Linked DNA regions of Mus musculus: region 1 is linked to region 2. Evidence: chromatin loops called from intact Hi-C (ENCODE). Cell type or tissue: left cerebral cortex. All regions are shown on one strand. Each heading gives the region's core, and the rest is flanking DNA. Links, peaks and the distances in the headings are about the cores only. Region 1 overlaps Septin9 (septin 9). Region 2 has its middle 28 kb from the start of Gm39478.

The links. Hi-C counts contacts between places; a loop is a spot of excess contacts. Peaks named below come from ENCODE experiments on the same cell type or tissue, not always from the same donor. Only the 100,000 strongest peaks of a DNase experiment are listed, where the experiment ranks them.
Region 1: a loop joins it to region 2, with 2.0 times the contacts of the local background. A loop is called at or near these places in 12 of 42 quality-filtered maps.

Annotation. Positions count from the first base shown.
Region 1 is chr11:117,299,188-117,302,092 of GRCm38, forward strand. The region is part of intron 2 of Septin9 (septin 9); the gene reads left to right. Among named protein-coding and RNA genes, the nearest start is that of Gm34065, 26 kb to the right of the region's middle. In left cerebral cortex, for the core only: a CTCF peak has its summit at 1,766 (motif pointing right); a DNase peak (open chromatin) is centred at 2,627; H3K27ac peaks cover 213 bases.
Region 2 is chr11:117,236,594-117,239,498 of GRCm38, forward strand. It overlaps a transcript of Septin9 not described here. Among named protein-coding and RNA genes, the nearest start is that of Gm39478, 28 kb to the right of the region's middle. In left cerebral cortex, for the core only: a CTCF peak has its summit at 1,748 (motif pointing right); a DNase peak (open chromatin) is centred at 1,756.

The DNA.
Region 1 (2,905 bases), core at 264-2,763, 63 kb after region 2:
ATTATTTTTTGAGGCGGTTTCACTATGTAGACCTGGCTGAACTAGAACTCAAATCTGTAGACCAGGCTAGCCTCAAACTCCCAGAAATCTCTTCTTTGCCTCTTGAGCGCTGGAATTAAATGCATGTGTCACCACACCTAGCTAAATTTTATTTACTTATGGTTGTGTGTGTGTGTGTGTGTGTGTGTGTGTCTGTGTCTGTGTCTGTGTGTGTGTGTGTCTGTGTGTGTGGGTGTGGGGGGTATAGACATGTTTGTGCAAGTTTCCTCAGAGGCCAAAGCTGGATTCTGGAGCTGGGGTTATTTGTGAGCTCTTTATTTTATGTATATATGTATATGTATATTTAACTGTCTTCAGACATCAAAAGAGAGTGTCAGATCCCATTACAGATGGTTGTGAGCCACCTTGTGGTTGCTGGGATTTGAACTCAGGACCTCTGGAGCAGCCAGTGCTCTTAACCACTGAGCCATTTCTCCAGCCCCTCATCCAGTATTTTAAGATGTGAAAAGAACCTGGAATGGGGCCTAGACGTGCTCACCTGTCATCCTGAAACTCAGCAGGTTGGGGACTCAGGAGACCTGAGTTTAAGGCTAACCTGAGCTAATGTGAAGACCCTGTCATGAGAAGCTGTATGGACCATCTTACACTGTGTTTGGGCATGTGTGTGTGTGTGTGTGTGTGTGTGTGTGTGTGTGTGTGTGTGTGCTCTCTCGCTCGTGCAGGTGACTGCCATGTGCAACTTGGAAGGGCAAGTTTCTGCATCAGAGGAAGTGTGGGTTTAAAGTTTAACCAGTTCCACCCACATTAACCTCAAGCAGTTACAGCACTTACATTTTTATTTTTATTATTTAAAATTCTGTGTGTATGCATGCGTCTTTGTAGGGCGTGTGCAAGCGAGTGCAGGCGCCCTTGCTAGAGGTCTCTGAACCCCTGGAGCTGGACTTACAGGCAGTTGTGAGCCACCTGGCATGGGTGCTGGGAACATAGCTCAGATCCTCTGGGAGAGCAAGGCTTGCTCTTGACTCCCGAGCCATCTCTCCAGCCTTCGGTACATCATTAAAGCATTTTGAGGGATGGTGAATGGAAAAGCATGTGCTCTCCCCTCATAGTGAGGGGATGGGCGCTGCCCAATGGGTTTGAATTTATTTCTACAGCTTTGTATTGAGCAGATTCATATTCCTACATGAGACAGCTGACTTATCAAGGGGAAATTTTGCTGGCATCTCAGGAGGTTTCCACATCCAGTGGCCTCATGGCTAGGAGCTGGACCACATGCTGGGTGTGCATAGCCATAGCCAGAAAGTCTGCTGATGTAATGCGCCAGGAAGCTGGGACCCAGTGAAGTCCTCCAGTCTCTTTGGAGACCTGTGCCTGGGGTTTTGGGTCCCTTCCCCTCAGCACTCCCTAACAGTATCACCGTGGGGAGCAGATAGTTACAAGCTCCTGGGTCTCTGGGGGACATTTCACCCCAAAACTAAATCGATCTTAGTTACATGTTTTCACGGTGTAGACCAGGCGGGCCTCAAACTTACAGAGATCCTCGTGCCCCCACCTCCATCTCTGCCAGAATGGAAGGTGTGTGTTACCTGTGTGTTTTGTGTGTATGTTCTGTATGTTTGTTACAGCCCAAAGCCCATAGTCCTCTCTTAGCCGGACTGTCAACCCTTTTCTTACTGATTAAAAAAATAGTAATTTTAAAATTAATTATTCTTTTATTTTGTACCTTATGTGTATTTTCCTGTATGCAGATCTGTGCACCATGAGCATGCTTGCTGTACTTGTGCAGACCAGCAGGGGGCACTGTTTTCCCTGGAACCAGCGTTCCAGATCATTGTGAGCTGCCGTGTGGGTGCAGGGAACTGAACCTGGCTCCTCAGCAAGGGCAGCCGGGTTCTTAACCTCTGAGCCACCTCTCCAGCCCTATGGTTCCTTTTCTAAGAGGTTTTTGAGCTGATTGGTGGTGGTCAGACCTTGAGAGGTTCAAGCAGGGAGATTGCCAGTAGTTAGAGACCAACCTGGGCAATAGAGTGAATACTTAAGCTGGCCAGGGCTACCAAGTAAGACCCTCCCTTGGAGAGAGAGAGAGAGAGAGAGAGAGAGAGAGAGAGAGAGAGAGAGAGAGAGAGAGAGAGAGAAGGAGGAAGAGGAGGAGGAGGAGGAGGAGGAGAAGAGGAAGAGGATGGTGATGGTGACGGTGATGTGTGGTATGAGGTTTAAGCCCCCGCCCCCAGAGCTGTAGTGTGTTCTTCCAAGCAGAGAACCTGAAGGCTTGTGTTTGTCTGGCTTCTGATTTTTCCTTTGAGCGTTTGGGTCTCACATCCTGCTGCATTCCAGAATTACAGACAAGCATTTCATCCACATTTTCTTCTAATGTTTCTGTGGTTTTATTTTTATGTACCAGTGTCGTTAATCTGCTGGAATTTATTTCGGTTTGAGCATCGTGGTGGGATCTAGAGTTTTGGGTTGTTGGTTTTGTTTTGTTTTATTTTTATTTTTTATTTTTTTTATTTTTTGCACGGATGCACAGTGAGCTGGCTCTGCAGTGTGGGGCGTGTGCCGAGCTATTTTTGCTTTTTTTGGTGACAGCGTGGTGCTGGCTTAGCAAAAACACCCTGGATATGTTTCTTTCTTCCTCTCCCTTCTGGATCACTCTCACAGCAACACAATCCTGTCTTTGTTAAAACTTTCAAGTTGCTCACTAGTGAAACCATCTGGGCCTGATACTTTTGTGGGCGACCAGCATTGAAAGAAAAAAAAAGAAAACACTTAAAGTTATTTTCCATGGGGCTGTGAGTTTGGAGGGACTCTTCAAAACTTACTCTTTAGGGCTGAGGATGTGGTGGGGTGGGGGGTGGGGTGGGCGGATGCTGGCCTAGAAGGCACAACTGCTTTTTATCCCAAGCAC
Region 2 (2,905 bases), core at 212-2,711:
TCACGTCATCAGGCTTAGTGACAAGCACCTTTACCAGTTGAGCCATATAGCTTGCCCAAGAGCCTTTTCTCCCAGACACTGCTCTCTGTGTTGGGGGGGGATAGACGTATGGGGTGGTAGGGGTATGGGGATATGGGGTGTGAGAGTACCAGAGTAAGAGTCTGGGGTGGTAGGCGTTTGTGGGGGACACCATTCTCCCTGTGTAGCTGGTGTTGGGCTGGTTATAAGACTAGTAATAGTTGAGGTGGCCTTGAACCCCTGATGGTCCTGCCTCCGCCTATCAAGTGCTGGGATTACAGGTGTGTGCCTTCACACCAGGCTCTGCCCATTTTTGAGTCAAGTTGCTTTGTTATTGAGTTGAGGGAGCTCTTTATATATGCTGGTTATTAGATCCTTATTTGATCTATCCTGTCGGTACTTTCTCCTGCTCCGTGGACAGTTGTTACCCTCACAGCACCCGCCTGGGTTTGAAGCTTACAATGAAGAGTGGAGAATAGCACACCACCTGGCCACTTGATTCCTTCAGCATTGCCTGTCACATGGGTTTGAGCAGGAGATGTGGTGTCTGTATGTGTGTGTGTGCGCACATGTAGAAGCCAGTGGACAGCCTTGGCTATTGTTCTTCAGGCACCACCCACCACATGTTTTGAGACAGAGTCGCTTAACAGCCTGGAGCTTGTTGTGTAGGCCAGGTGGCCATCGAGCTCTGAGGACCCACCTGGGCTGAAACTGCACACGTCACCATACCAGGCTCTTTACCAGGGTTCTGAGATTTTGAACTCGGGTCATCCTGTTTGCAAGACATTGCTGACCGAGCTCCCCAGGCTGCGGTGGTGTGTGTTTATGGGGAGTTATTAGAAGCTCCTACAACTGAGGGGTGGACTGACTTGGGGGCTTGAACAGCCAGAGAAAACCAACAGTTCAAAAGCCATGGGCAGAGAGGACCTCAAAAACAAAGGCTCTGACGTTAGAGCCAAGGAGGGTGTGAGTGGAGAGGGGTGCTGTGGAAATGGGTGGGAAAGAAATGGCCTCTGACTCTGTTCTGTTTGCCCCATGCTCATCCTGGGAAGCCCTCAGTCTGGACTTGGATAAGGCCAGCCGGTGTCCTAGGCGACGGTCTCTCCAGTTCAGGGCTCCCAGCCACGTGTGTGTTGACATGTGTGGTGTATGTCACAGGACATAGCTATCAATAATGAAGAGAGTACTCCAGGACCTGAGAGATGGCTCAGCAGTTAAGGCTCTTGCAGGGGACCCAGTTTTCATCCCCAGCACCCACATGGCAGCTCACAACCATCTGTAACTCTAATGATTCCTCCTGGCTTCTGAGGGTACCAGACAGACACACACCATGCACAGACATTCATGCAAACAAAAAGAAGAAGAAGAAGAAGAAGAAGAAGAAGAAGAAGAAGAAGAAGAAGAAGAAGAAGAAGAAGAAGAAGAAGAAGAAGAAGGTATACCTTACAGATTCAGGGTTCTGCCTGGTGTCCCAGCCCAAGGTGGCGAGAAAGGGTTGGGGATTGGTGTCCTGCCTGGAGAGGGTAGCCTTGGTCTGCGTTTGTGACCTGTGTTGGTGGGCAAGGACCATCCTCAAGGACCTGGATAGTCACTGTGGACGTGGTGGGTGTGTTCTATAGACAGGCAAAGCCTATTGATCAACACTGTCTATTTGCAGGGTGTTGGTGGCCCAGCAAGGGCTAACTCTCTACTTGCAGGAAATAGAGAGGCAGCTGCAGGGATCTTTTTGTCCAGCAGGGGGCGGTGCAAGCTCTTAAAAGCCCATGTACTTGGGTATTGCTTTCCTTGGCTCTGCAGAAGGGCTGCATGCTGCTGCAGAGCTGCCAGTACAACTTGATTAGGCTGAAGGGGAGGGAAGCGGCAAGAGGAGACCCTCAGGAAATAATAAGAAGGAGCCACTGAATTCCAATCCCAGCCTATGGCACCCGGGGGAGGAGGCTGGTGCCCCCTGACTCTTTCTGTACTGTATTTTCCTAGGTTTTGTTTGAAGTGTTTCAATCTCTCAAGTTTTTCCAGCCCACTTGTGTGTGTGTGTGTGTGTGTGTGTGTGTGTGTGTGTGTGTGTGTGGTCAGTGAGCGGGCGTGGAGGTCAACGTTGTCTTCCGGTATTGTTTATTACCTTGGTTTTCAAAAATGACTTGTGTGTGTGAGTGTGTGTGTGTGTGTGTGTGTGTGTGTGTGTGTGGCTGTATACACATGCATGTTCAGCCATACCTAGCTTTTACATGGCACTGGGATTGAACCCAGGTGCCCATTCAGTAGGCAATAGAACTTCTTTACTAGCTCAGGCCCCAATTTTCTAACTTTCTGAAAACATTTCAAACAAGAAGACAGACGGTGAAACCCTGCCCACACACCCACCTGCTGGACCCTACCGTGAGTGTTCCTTGTTAGGTGTGCATCTGTCCACCAGCAATCAGGCTCTCCTCAGACATATTTGGTTGACTAATTAATTTGTCTTTGAGACGGAGTCTCATGTAGCCCAGGCAACCCTCAATCTCCTGTAGCTAAAGTTGGCCTTGAACTTCTAATCCTTCTACCTCCATCTCCCAAAGGGTGATGTCAAAGACAAGTGCCACCATGCCGGGTGACTGAGGCAGTTTTAATAAGTTGCAGGTACCAGTACTCATGACCTCTCCTCCCTCTGCTCATGGATCGTTAGCCACTGTGGTTCTCTCTCCACATTTCTGTGTCTCCTGGATGCTGTGCATGCCATCCTGTGATTTTTTACAGGTAAATGCACCGTGTGTTCCAACTGCAGCCACAACATGGAACACTGACATCACCTGGACAGTCCCCTGTCCCTTCCTATACAGCTGCTGCCTTTGTATCCTCCAGGGAACTTCCCACCCTGGGTTCCTTTATCCAGTTCGAATGTTGGCAGAGT